Regions from separate parts of the Homo sapiens genome. Here region 2 is linked to region 1. A link is a contact called in ENCODE POLR2A ChIA-PET data. All regions are on one chromosome and are shown on one strand. Each heading gives the region's core, a stretch centred on a gene start or an enhancer-like site at or near the end of the contact. The rest is flanking DNA. Distances are from core to core; before and after follow the strand shown. Region 1 overlaps APOO (apolipoprotein O). Region 2 has its middle 46 kb from the start of CXorf58.

Region 1 (6,983 bases), core at 1,961-4,460:
CCTCCAGAGCCACTCCCCACCCTGCCTCCTCACATGCATGCACACAAGCGAACACACATACCCATATGTGAACACACACCCACCTACAACCCAGAGGCCTTTTTGCTGTTGCTCGAAATTGACAAACTCCCTACTGGGACAAGACCTTTGCAAAATATACCCCACTGACCGAGACCAGACAATCCCAATTTTTGCCTAGCTAAATGTTATTCATCCTTTACATCAAGGCTTTCTTTGTACCCTGTCCTTCAATTTAGCAGAACCTTCTATTCCCTTTCATAGCACTCATGTACTTCCTGATTGTGTAATTATTTCTTTCATGTTTGAGTCTTTCATTAACCTGTAAGCTTCATGAGGGCACAATATCCCTAGGGCCTCCTAGCACACACTATTCAAATATTTGTTGCATAAACAAATGGAAAGCCAGGGGCAGTGGCTCACACCTGTAATCCCAGCACTTCAGGAGGCCGAGGCGGGTGGATCACTTGAGCCCAGGAGTTCAAGATCAGCCTGGGCAACATGCTGAAATCCTGTCTCTAAAAAAAATACAAAAATTAGCCAGGTGGGATGACACATGCCTGTGGTCCCACCTACTCAGGAGGCTGAGGTGGGAGGATCACTTAAGCCAGGGAGGTTGAGGCTGCAGTAAGCTGTGACTGCACAACTGCACTACAGTTTGGGCAACAGAGTGAGACCCTGTCTCAAAACAAACAAACAAATGGAATGGGGTAGAACTTAGAGATCTGATGAATGTAAAAAAGCTTGGGTTTCTATTTTCTTAACACATCCATGAACACGAATAACAATTTCTGTTAGCAAAATTAAAACTTAAAAAAAAATCAAAACATTGATTTCTAATTAGTATGACTGCCATGTGAAGGCTGATTGCCAGCCAAACCTTTGAGGTATAGCAGCCTACTGAAATGTCTGGGTCCCTCACCAGACTAATGAAGAACAAGAAGAGAGAAAAAAAGGCTTATAAGGGCCAGTGAGATAATCATGTCCAACAATCGGGTCTGGCATAAAAACAAGGTGGTTCTCGGCAGGGCGTGGTGGCTCACGCCTGTAATCCCAGCACTTTGGGAGGCCAAGGTGGGTGGATCACCTGAGGTCAGGAGTTCGAGACCAGCCTGAACAACAGGGAGAAACCCCGTCTCTACTAAAAATACAAAATTAGCAGGGCATGGTGGCGCATGCCTGTAATCCCAGCTGCTCGGGAGGCTGAAGCAGGAGAATCGCTTGAACCCAGGAGGCGGAGGTTGCAGTGAGCCAAGATCACGCCATTGCACTCCAGCCTGGGCAACAAGAGTGAAACTCCATCTCAAAAACAAACAAAAACAAACAAACAAAAAAACAAGTTAGTTCTCTACTTAAATACAGTTTAGGTCTGAATTAACATACTGCTTGCCAAATACTTCCAATGATATTCTTATATATTCTACTATCTATACTCGCCAGTACCTCAATCTCAAAAAAATAAGATGCTAAATTCACAAGCTTTTTTATCTTTTGGACAATAAGAAAATGAGCACACAAAAGCATTCTTCTGATTCAGGAAAACAACTTTGTTGCTAGGAAAATTTTCTTGTTTGGTTACATATCACTTATAGTATAACAAAACAGCACAGTCCAATATCTCATTAAAAAAATATTGAGCCCATCCACCACCCTGTCACAAATCAGATCTCTCTTGGCAGAGAACTCCAGGATCTCAGACAAAACAACATTCTGACTTCAAAAAACAGTTCGTGATTTAGCACAAGCCAGAAATCATTTTTTTTTGCATTTTCAGACAGAGAAAGTTTTATCTAGAATATTTTGTAACTCATTTTCATACATATCTGATTTCAGTTTTTATTTTCTTACCACGTCCATGAACACAAATGACAATTTCTTTTTTTTTTTTTTTTTTTTTTTGAGACGGAGTTTCCCTCTGTCACCCAGGCTGGAGTGCAGTGGCGCAATCTCAGCTCACGTAACCTCTGCCTCCTGGGTTCAAACGATTCTCCTGCCTCAGCCTCCTGAGTAGCTGGGATTACAGGCGCCCACTACTACACCCAGCTAATTATTGTATTTTTAGTGAAGACAGGGTTTCACCATGTTGGCCAGGCTGGTCTCAAGCTCCCGACCACAGGTGATTTGCCTGCCTCGGCCTACAAAGTGCTGGGATTACAAGCATGAGCCACCGTGCCTGGGCACAAATGACAATTTCTGCTAGCAAAACCAAAACTTTTTAAGAAAATCAAGACACTGATTTCTAATTAGTATGCCTGCCATGTGAAGGCTGATTGCCAGCCAGCCAAACCTTTGAGGTACAGCAGCCTACTGAAATGTCTGACTCCCTCACCAGTTGAATTATTTTCAACAATTACTTAACTTCTCCAAAATGCAGTTTCCTCACTTATAAATGGGGATAATAATAGAACCCACCTCAAAGACTCTTCCTGAGCAAAGAGTTTAGCGCCAAGGGCCAAGCTCACAGCAAGTAAGTGCTCAATAAACATTATCTATCCTATATGGCAGGCCACTTTATTTTTTGGATGAAGAAAATAAAAGGTAAGGATAAATGACCTGTTAAAGACCCCAACACAATTCTAGTTCACTTGATGAGGTAGGCAGAATAATGGCCCCTCAAAGATGTCTTCTATTTCTGGAACCTGTGACTGTTACCTCACACAGCAAAGGGAAATTAAGGTTGCATTGGAATTAAGTTTACTAATCAGTTGCCCTTAAAATAGGGAGATGATCTTGGATTATCTGGGTGGGCTTGATTCAAGCATAAGAGTGCCTGCAGTCTAAGAGGGAGGCAGAAGAAGAGGTCAGAAGGGGGATCTGCAAACGACTTGCTGCAGGCTTCGACAATAGAGGAAGGAAGCTGGAAACAGCCCTCAGCCAGCAAAACAGACCTTGGTCCTACAGCCTCGAGGAACTGAGTTCTGTCAACAATCTAAATGAGCAGGAAAGAAATTCCCCCCTAGGGCCTCTAGAAAGGAACGCAACCCTGCTGACACCTTGATTTAGAATTGGACTTCTGACCCACAGAACTAAGATAATCATTTGCACTACTTTCAACCTGTAAATTTGCAGTCATTTATTTTGGCAGCAATGGAAAACTAAAACAATGACATAAGGATTCCTGACTACAGGGTATGGTTCCATTTTCTATCAGTGGACATTATCTTCTCAGGCAGAAGCGAAAATGTGCAGTATCACATGAGTGGTGGTTGATGACTATCATGTGGCTAGAGTCCAGCCATTTCATATGTTCCTCACATGAGATAACCTTATTTAATCCTCAAAACAGCTCCAGGAGGTACTATGCCAGTTCCCACAGAGCTGGAGTAACTTCCCAAGGTTTCAGGGCTAGTAAGAGGCAGAGGTGGGGTAGGAGTCTGGTGCTCCCGCTCCTCTTAGTCCACTGGACAACGCTGTATCCTGCCCACTGATACCAAGAGTGCATTCCTTTCTAAAGAGGAGATGACATTATTCAGGATTTCTAACTTTTCATTTTGGTAAATAATGGTGTTTTTAAAAAGAAAGAAAAAATCATTTCAAAATCATTTCCTAATACCTGTAGTTCTTAGAATTTTAGACAGCAAAAAATTACAAAGCACAAACTCATAACTTTATGGAAAACCCATCAAGCTGTCATTTAAAAAAAATACAGTGGTAAGAATACTTAACATGACATCTGCCCTCTTGGCAGATTTTTAAGTGTACAATACGGTACTGTTATCTATAGGCACAGTGTTGTGCAAGGGGTCTGTAGAACTTATTCTCTTTGCTTGACTAAAACTTTGTTGATTACCAACTCCCTATCTCTCCCTCCCCCAATCCCTGGCAATCGCCATTCTATTCTCTGCCTCTATGAGTTTGACTATTTTAAATACCTCATACAAGTAGAATCATGCAGTAATTGTCCTTCTGTGATTAGCTTACTTCAAAGATGAACATTTTAAAACTACATGACTTACTTTCAGCCAAACTTTGCCATGTTTAGAGAGCCGAGGAACTTCTAATGGAGGAAGAAAAAGCAGGGCATGTTTACTCAGGGTGGTGGCTGCTGCTTCCCTTTCATTTTCCTGCTGAGCCAGCAAGGGCCTGAATAAAACTATTAACAGCTCAGCTTTAGAAGTTCTGCTCAGTTTTCACATTGGTAACAGGTTTATGCTTCTTTATTAATTTCCTGCCTTTTAAATAATTAGTGTTGGCCTTCAGCAGTCATTGTACAATTCTGTGATAGTAATTTGTTGCATTAAAAAAAAGCTAGTGAAAAACTAAAATATGATATTTACTGAGACATACTGCTGTGTTTAGCTAATTATAAGACAACTCTAAGCTGGGTGCGGTGGCTCACGCCTGTAATCCCAGCACTTTGGGAGGCCGAGGCAGGGGGATCACCTGAGGCCAGGAGTTCGAGACCAGCCTGGCCAACATGGCGAAACCCCGTCTCTACTAAAAATACAAAAAAAAAAATTAGCCAGGCATAGTAGTGAATGACTGTAATCCCAGCTACTTGGGAGGCTGAGGCGGAAGAATCGCTTGAACCCAGAAGGCGGAGGTTGTAATGAACCAAGATGGCACCATTACACTCCAGCCTGGGCGACAGAGCGAGACTCCATCTCAAAAAAAAAAAAAAAAAAAAGACAACTCTAGTCGGGTGCAGTGGCTCACGCCTGTAGTCCCAGCACTTTGGGAGGCTGAGGCGGGTGGATCACTTGAGGTCAGGAGTTCAGGACCAGCCTGGCCAAGATGGTGAAACCCTGTCTCTACTAAAAATACAAAAATTAGCCAGGCGTGGTGGCGCACGCCTGTAATCCCAGCTACTCAGGAGCCTGAGGTAGGAGAATTGCTTGAACCCAGGAGGTGGAGGTTGCAGTGAACGCGATCGCACCACTGCACCACTGCACTCCAGCCTGGGCTACAGAGCAAGACTCCATCTCAAAAAAAAAAAAAAAAAAAAGACAACTCTAAAAGAGCCATCTGTGACCCTGAGGACTGACACCCACAACTGACCTCCTGACACCCACAACTGGCCTTCATCTCTGATACTGAGACCTTGGGTTAGGACTATTCTGAAAGGGTTTCGGATTAGCAATGGACAATCAATAAATATTTCATGCTTTTATTAAGCTCCTAGAGTCAAAGAGTGAAAACCATAATGGAAAAGGTCAATAAATCAACTACATGAAGAACTTCTTCTGATCATCAAGACACCAAAACTGAAAAGACAAGCCATATTGAGAAAAGACATCTGCAAACATCTGGCCAAAACTATTAATATCTAGGAAAAAAATAAAGAACCCTTATAAATCAATAAGGGACAAATGACCCATATAAAAAGTGGCCAAAAGACATGAACAGGCATTTCAAGAAGAAGCCAATAAACCTGTGAAAAGATGCTCAATCAGGGCAATGTAAATGAAAACCACGATGGGAAATTCTGGGAACATCTTCACATGCTAGATAGTGAGGTAACTATCACAGACTACTTGGGTCATGTCAAGAGGACTCAGAGCCAACTTCCACTAGCAAAATGGGACAGTTTGAACTTTAATAAGACCAAGAATTACAAAGCATTCAAAACTATCAAATATGTTTAAATCTATAAACCCGTAATGATTTTTAATTTATTTATTATTTTAAGAAACAGGGTCTTGGCCAGGCGCAGCGGCTCACACCTGTAATCCCAGCACTTTGGGAGGCCGAGGCGGGCGGATCACGAGGTCAGGAGATCGAGATCATCCTGGCTAACACGGTGAAACCCCGACTCTATTAAAAATACAAAAAATTAGCTGGGCGTGGTGACGCGTGCCTGTAGTCCCAGCTACTCGGGAGGCTGAGGCAGGAGAATGGTGTGAACCCGGGAGGCAGAGCTAGCAGTGAGCCGAGATCATGCCACTGCACTCCAGCCTGGGCGACAGTGCGAGACTCCATCTCAAAAAAAAGAAAAGAAAAGAAAAGAAACAGGGTCTCGCTCTGTCACCCAGGCTGGAGTGGAGTGGTACGAACACAGCGCTCACTGCAGCCTCAAACTCCTAGACTCAAGTGATCCTCCTGTCTCAGCCTCCCAAAGTGCTGGGATTACAGGTGTGAGCCATTGTGCCCAGCCTATAATTATATATATATATATATACACACACACACACATATATATCCATCTCTATATAAATATATATATATATTTATTTATTTATATTATTTTTTTGAGATGGAGTTTCACTCTTGTTGCCCAGGCTGGAGTACAACGGCGGGATCTTGGCTCACTGCAACCTCCGCCTCCTGGGTTCAAGCGATTCTCCTGCCTCAGCTTCCCGAGTAGCTGGAACTACAGGCATGTGCCACCACGCCCAATTTTTTTGTATTTTTAGTAGAGACGGGGTTTCACCATGTTAGCTAGGATGGTCTCGATCTCCTGACCTCGTGATCCGCCCACTTCAGCCCCCCAAAGTGCTGAGATTACAGGCATGAGCCACCGCGTCTGGCCCTATTTTTTTGAGACAAAATCTCACTCTGTCGCCCAGGCTGGAGTGCAGTGACGCGATCATGGCTCACTGCAACCTCTACCGCCCAGGTTCAGGTGATTCTCCAGTCTCAGCCTCCTGAGTAGCTGGGACTACAGGCGCGTGCCACCACACCTGGCTAATTTTTTATTTTTAGTAGAGACGGGGTTTCACCCTGTTGGCCAGGCTGGTCTCGAACTCCTGACCTCAGGTGATCCACCCGCCTCGGCCTGCCAAAGTGCTGGGATTACAGGCGTGAGCCACCGTGCCTGGCCATTATTTTTAAAGAAAAACTAACAGGTGATCTTCTGAGGAAAGGGAATGAATTCATTATTTTGAAACTGGATAAATAAGAGAAAAAAATCAAGTAATTATCTTGTTTTTCCTATATAAACTATAACTGGGTAACTAGTAGATAAGAGAAGGGGTTCTTTATCAAAATATTTCAGCTAATTTGAGAAAATGAAACAATAGAAGCAA
Region 2 (7,313 bases), core at 1,052-3,551, 110 kb after region 1:
GATTATAGGTGTGAGCCACTGTGTCTGGCCTTAAGAGACTAATTCTTTATTATTAAAAACAGTGACAACAACAAAAATACCAATTCAGTAAATATATGTTGAATATCTACTACATGCCTGAATAGGATAAAAATATGAAGTAATTATTAAGGACATTTATCATTTTAGGCAACTTGACAGGATCTTCTCGGGGGACAAATTGTTACGGTTTACTCTATGCCATTAGCTTGGTCATCAACTCAGGAGATAGCTCAAAAAATGTGTGGGTGAAATACATATTAACTGACAAAGAGACTCCTCATAATAGCACAGAAATAGTGTAGCAGTGCCTTTCTGAAGAAATTATTAACTGCATAACCACTTGTATACAAAAGGTTGTCTATTTTTCAAGGCTGGTTTTAACAATGGTGCATTGACCAAGCACCACTGACAATGATTACAAATTTTGTAGGAACAATTTGCAGGAATTCAGCAATCAAGGATTTTTAAAAAGAAGAGGAATAAATTTTACTACATATTTCTAAATTATCAGAACCTTAAGTTTAAAAAGGACACCGAAGGCTGGGTGCAGTGTCTCAAGCCTGTAATCCCAACACTTTGGGAGGCCGAGGCGGACGGATCACCTGAGGTCAGCGGATCGAGACCAGCCTCGCGAACATGGTGAAACCTTGTCTCTACTAAAAATACAAAAAAAAAAAAAAAAAAAAAAATTAGCCAGGCATGGTGGCGGGTGCTTGTAATCCCAGCTGCTTGGGAGGCTGAGGCAGGAAAATTGGTTGAACCCAGGAAGCAGAAGTTGCAGTGAGCCAAGATCGTGCCACAGCACTCCAGCCTGGGTGACAAGAGTGAGACTCTCTCAAAAAAAATAAAAATAAAATAAAATGAAAAGGACACAGAATAATAAGATTCTATAACCTGATACTCTCTATCACTTTTTCCTATGGTGGACCAATAACACAGTCTCCCTAACCAATGCTAATTATTTGTAGAATAATATTGACAACTTGAAGAAATGTTGATTTGCTTGAAAGCAAACATCAAGGCTTCCTTTTCATAAACAGTATTTGGCTAAAGTATTTTAAGTGTGGCTTAAGTTACAATTGTTTTGTAGCTTATTTTCATAATGTACTGGTGAATGTATATACTGTTTATACAATTAATGAAGTTTTAGAAACATGAAAACTTACTTCACCTCTATTAAGTCTTTGTTTGTAAGTAAGGTGAGTTGCTCAGATTTCTGGACCAGGAAGATGTGAAAGAGTGAAGATCGTCCAAAGTCCAAAAATTTTCAACCCTGATCTATAAATTTACAGTATTATATTGGCTATGATTCATAGAAATCACATTAAGTTTAAAATATTCATGCATATTATTTTTTAAAGTTCTCCAAGAGTAAGTCATTTCCTTCTATATTTTTGGAAAAGTGAATATTCATTTCTCCCTGGTAATATTAAATTATGACAATCTTTAGCATTCAAATTAACCTGTCAAATTATATTCTTCAAAATTCTCCAACATTTGCAGAGCTATGAGAAACTTCTAAAAGGGAAAAATATCAAGATATGGTGGTTATGGACCAGAGTGAAAAAAATAAATACCAAAAATTATACAGTTCCATCATAGGCTATTAAGAAAGAATCAAATACAACCTAAGCATATTTTGGATCAATAATTATTACAGATTTCTATGAATAAAACACCTCCAGTGTTAAAAGACGTTGGATTAGCATTTCCGGAAATCTATGACTAATGCCATTATACTATCTGTCCCAGGGATTTTATTATTACATCATCTCTTGAGAAACTTTAAATATTAATCCATAGGTTATTCTCAGCATGCAACCCATTACCTTTTTTTCTCATTGAGGGTACCTTCTCATTTAGCACAAATAAATTAATGTAATTCTTTTAACATGCTAAAATAAATAGAATAAAATGACGATATTTAAGTTTGCATGAATTTAAAGTGGATAGAAATACTCTATGCAAAGACTGTACCTTGCCACTCTCCTTTTGTCTTCACAGATTATTTCTGAAGGCACAACCTCAAAGGAATATTTTTGAGAAACACACCCCCAGAAATATTCTATAATTTAAGTAATCTTGAAATAAATCACAACATTCACATTTTCCTGCTAAAATCATAGAAATCCTCCTTCGGAAGATAATTTCTCTCATGTGTTAAGGTAATTCTCCTACCCTGCTGTGACACATACTGTGTGTAAGTGGGCTGCCTTTATCCTCTCACCTTTACCACTTCCGAGCACACAGCTTGACTTCTAACTTACCAGCTCATGGACTTCTTTGTTTAGGGCATTCTCCTGTTGCTGGAGCCCACTGCCACTGGTGCTTATGCAAGCAGGCCGGAAGTGCCAGGGAATGAATGCCCCTCTGGTTGCTCTCACTCAATGCCTGAGAGAAGTTGATGTATAAATATCTCAGCTCTTTCTGCCCTGGGTGGAATAACCGAGGTGTATGTGTGTGTTTTGTACTGGTTCTCAGAATGTCCCCAGCACCAGTAAGTTCCAGGAACCCACAGCGGTAACTGACTTAGTAATACATCCTTTATTGGCTGCCTTGCCTTTCTTACTTCCCCGGTAACTTCCCCATTCTACTGTGGCGGTTTCTTTTTGGTTTGTTTTGGTTTTGCACCTTCTAAATAATTATTGTACTTAGAGTGGAATGCTTGCCTCAGGATAGGCTTCTGGGGAAAACCAGAAGACCCTGTTTCTGGTTCATTCTTTCCTCAACATTTGAATTCATTTGTCGTTTCTTGTTTTTATAGTGCAGTGAAGACAGAGAATGTCAACTTTGTTAGGAAATGGCTTTTCAGCTATTTCTGAACAGACTGCCTTCTTTGTACACTGTGTTAAGAATAGTCATTTTATTCCTTTTTTAATCCTCCAACGTATAGAAATCTACCATTGATTTTGGCTACCTGGAGAGAAAAAATGGGGTCTCTGTTGTCTTTATAGTCAAATCAAGGTTCCAGTCAGTACTGGGTGATTTCGAGGGTGTCTTTCAGTTTTAAAATTCTATGAGTTTTAGCACCAATTTTACAGAAACTATTCCAGAAAATTGAAGAGGAGGGAATATTTCCCAACTTGTATTATGAGAAGGTTAAGAATGGTGAAGACTGAATGTCTATAGTATAATTAACAGTAATTTACCAATATCAGTTTCCTGGTTTTGATATACTATGGCTATATAAGATCTCACCACTGGGGGAAACTGCGGGAAGGGCACATGGGGCACTTTGGACTATTTTTGCAACTTCGTATAAGTCTATAGTTATTTCAAAGTAAAATTTTTTTTTTTCGGAGACGGAGTCTCGCCCAGGCTGGAGCGCAGTGGCACGATCTCGGCTCACTGCAACCTCCACCTCCCAGGTTCAAGCACTTCTGCCTCAGCCTCCTGAGTAGCTGGGATGTGCCGCCACGCCCGGCTAATTTTTTGTATTTTAGTAGAGATGGGGTTTCACGGTGTTGCCCAGGCTGGTCTCAAACTCCTGAGCTCAGGCAATCCGCCTGCCTCAGCCTCCCAAAGTACTAGGATTACAGGCATGAGCCACCGCACCGGGCCTCAAAGTAAATTTTTTTTAAAATTCTGAGTTTATGTGATCATAACAGGAGAGGGAAAAGGCACGATAGGTATTGGTTTTAGATTCTTGGCTGCTGTCACTTTACAGGTGATAAAAGTATATAGACTGATAAGAGGTGCCCAAGGGCGATAAAACTATTAAGGCCTGCCTGGGGCTAGAATAGTTACTTCTAGTCTACTGGTTTTTTTCACCACATCACAGTGCCTCATTATCATTCCTGCAAAGGAATGGGAGTGGGATGGGGAGGAAAAGAGGCCTGGCCCACGTACTTTGCTATCCTTTTTGATCTCGCCTCACTTGGCACACTAATAAGACTGAAGCAGGTATACTTACAGGACAAACTGTATTCTTGCCCAGTGAGCCTTTCCCCAACTCACTAACGTGGGCAAAGCTCTCTAATTAGAGAAAAATATATTTAACTCAAAATTAGAAATGGTGTTCTTTAAAATATAATGTCCTAGGACAGTAAGCACGTTAGTGTGAGTTAAAATGTGAATTACACATCATTATAAAACAGTATTCTTGAAGCTTAAAGGAGAATATTTTGTTCTTCCTATTGGGGTGGAAATACTCTCACAGGGCACAACCTTTTCTGCCTTTTCTACTGTTCTTTGTGTTTCTACCTGCTTTTCTGTCTGTATTTTGCCACTATTGGGGGTACATAAAGGTTCATCAACTATGTATTATATAATTATAAAATATCCATCTTTGTCTTATCAAATGTTTGCTGCCATGAATTCTGCTTTGCCTATTATTAAAATTTGCACAACTCTTTCTTTTTCATCAGAATTTGTTTGGTATAGCTTTGCCCAATTTTTTTTATTTTTAGACGGAGTCTTGCTCCGTCGCCCAGGCTGGAGTGCAATGGTGCGATCTCGGCTCACTGCAACCTCTGCCTCCCAGGTTCAAGCAATTCTCCTGCCTCAGCCTCCCAAGTAGCTAGGATTACAGGCTCCTGCCACGATGCCCGGCTAATTTTTGTATTTTTAGTAGAGACGGAGTTTCACCATGTTGGCCAGCCTGGTCTCAAACTCCTGACCTCAGGTGATCCACCTGCCTCGGCCTTCCAAAGTGCTGGGATTACAGGCGTGAGCCACCGTGCCCAGCCCCAAATTTTATTTTTAACATGTGCTTGTCATTTGTGTCTTTGATAAACAGCATATAGCTGTGTTTTTATTTCCTCAATATGAAAGTCTTTTGTCTTTTAAAGAAGAAATTTAACCTATTATGTTTACTGTGACAACTTACTTTTGGTCTTATTTATATTATTTTGTGCTTGCTGCTTCCTGTGTGTTCTTTTTTTTTTGCGGGTGATGGGCGGGGGTTGTTTTTTGAGACAGGGTCTTGTTCTGTTGCCCAGGCTGGAGTGCAGTGGCGCAATCACAGCTCACTGAAGCCCTGATCTCCCAGGCTCCAGTGATCCTCCCACCTCAGCCTCCAAAGTAACACCACCATGCCCAGCTAATTTTTTTGATATTTTGTAAAGCCAAGGTCTTGCTATGTTGCCCAGGCTGGTCTTGAACTCCTGAGCTCAAGCTATCCTTCTGCCTCGGCCTCCCAAAGTGCTGGGATTACAGGCATGAGCCATTGCACCTGGCCCCTATGTGTTCTTGGTGTTTCACTTTTTTCCTTTTCTGACTTTTGCTAGGATTATTCAGTTTCCATTGATCTCTATTTTTCCTCTAGGATTTGTAAGACTTGTATATTATTTGTATTCTGCTGTTATTTTCCTTAATTTCTAATTTTAATTCCATATTTGAAACTATTTACTATTTAAATTAATCACGAGAAGTAAAAATTATCTACATCCACCCCCCCAATGCCCATCAAGAAATTTAACACACTTTAACCCTACCCATATATCAAATATGTTGTTGAAATATCTGTGTTTTAATTTTTTTTTTTTTTTTTTTTTGAGACGGAGTCTCGCTCTTTCGCCCAGGCTGGAGTGCAGTGGCGCGATCTCGGCTCACTGCAAGCTCCGCCTCCCGGGTTCACACCATTCTTCTGCCTCAGCCTCCCAAGTAGCTGGGACTACAGGCGCCCGCCACCACGCCCAGCTAATTTTTCATATATTTTAGTAGAGACGGGGTTTCACCATGTTAGCAAGGATGGTCTCGGTCTCCTGACCTCGTGATACGCCCGCCTCGGCCTCCCAAAGTCCTAGGATTCCAGGCTTGAGCCACCGTGCCCAGCGAGTTTTAATTTTTATATCTTACTTTTTTTCCAAAATTGCTTTTTATCACAATCATATTAAACGGTATGTATATTTATTGCTTTTGTTGGATTCATTGCTTACCAATGTTTCTCATATCTAGAGCTTCATTCTGATTATTTCTTATGGCATTATGTTATTGCTTCCAATTATCTTTTTAGAAAGGGACATGACTCCTGAAATGTCTGAAAATGTTTGCCTTTACACATGAAAAATAGCTGGATCAGGGCGGGGCGTGGTGACTCACGCCTGTAATCCCAGCACTTTGGGAGGCCGAGGTGGGCGGATCACTTGAGCTCAGGAGTTCGAGACCAGCCTGGCCAATATGATGAAACCCCGTCTCTACTAAAAATACAAAAATTAGCCGGCTGTGATGGCAGGAGCCTGTAACCCCAGCTACTCTGGAGGCTGAAACAGGAGAATCGCTTGAACCCGGGAGGCAGAGGTTGCAGTGAGCCGAGATTGTGCCACTGCATTCCAGCCTAGGGCAACAGAGTGAGCCTTGGTCTCAAAAAAAAAAAAAAAAAAAAAAAAAAAAAGGCCAGGCGCAGTGGCTCACGCCTGAAATCCCAGCACTTTGGGAGGCCGAGGTGGGCAGATCACGAGTTCAGGAGATCAAGACCATCCTGGCTAACACAGTGAAACCCTGTCTCTACTAAAACTGCAAAAAATTAGGCGGGCATGGGTGGCACGCGCCTGTAGTCCCAGCTACTCGGGAGGGTGAGGCAGAAGAATTGCTTGAACACAGGGGCGGAGGTTGCAGTGAGCCAAGATCACACCACTGCACTCCAGCCTGGGCAACAGAGCAAGACTCCGTCTTAAAAAAAAAAAAAAAGCTGGATCAGGGGCTAAACTACAGTCACATTTCTTTTCTGACAGAACTCCATTTTTTCTACCATTTGGCTCCAGACTTGAAGTTCCACACTAGCGAAATTAATAATATTTAATAGTATTTTGGTCAGACTGAGATAAGAGATCAACAATGATAATGAACAAAGCAGTATGGTAGTTATTTTAAATGTAATGTTTTCTTATCTTTCATTTATTTCCTTCCTGCCTTTACTAAAACACTCCACATTTCAGCCAAATGTTGAAGTGTATTGATTGAAGAAGCTGAATTATGCAAGTAAAAATAATAATAATTTTCAAAAAGGAAAAAATAATTTAATCCTTTAATCCCTGTTTTTCTGTTTCTGATAATTGATAAATGGTGAGTGCCTAGTCAAGTGCGACTATGGATATCATCTTCCCTTGGAAAATTGGGCCAGGGAAAAATATTCTCAATGCAATGTGAAAATTATAAAATAATTTTTCAAAGTTAACTGCTTTGTTAAGGTAGAATTGACATACAGTATATTATGCATATTGCATGAGGACAATTTGATAAGTTTTGACATATGAAACCATCACCACAGTCAAGATGATGATCCCCATACGTTTTCTCATGCCTCTTTAGTCCCTCTCTTCTGTCTTTCCCAGCCCCCATCTCCAAGTGAC

Evidence for each region. ChIA-PET counts read pairs that join two places held with the same protein, here RNA polymerase II (POLR2A).
Region 2: POLR2A ChIA-PET joins it to region 1 with 14 read pairs in WTC11. The contact joins two enhancer-like sites. POLR2A ChIA-PET finds 5 or more read pairs at or near these places in 3 of 52 experiments (HepG2, K562 and WTC11).

What each region holds. Positions count from the first base shown.
Region 1 is chrX:23,841,686-23,848,668 of GRCh38, forward strand. The region is part of intron 7 of APOO (apolipoprotein O); the gene reads right to left. Among named protein-coding and RNA genes, the nearest start is that of SAT1, 62 kb to the left of the region's middle. Within about 2 kb of position 3,211, at least 7 of the 41 ENCODE cell types and tissues checked have a DNase peak (open chromatin) inside an H3K27ac peak, as active enhancers do.
Region 2 is chrX:23,950,815-23,958,127 of GRCh38, forward strand. No RefSeq gene overlaps it. Among named protein-coding and RNA genes, the nearest start is that of CXorf58, 46 kb to the left of the region's middle. RefSeq lists enhancers at 1,779-2,317, 2,318-2,855. Within about 2 kb of position 2,302, at least 9 of the 41 ENCODE cell types and tissues checked have a DNase peak (open chromatin) inside an H3K27ac peak, as active enhancers do.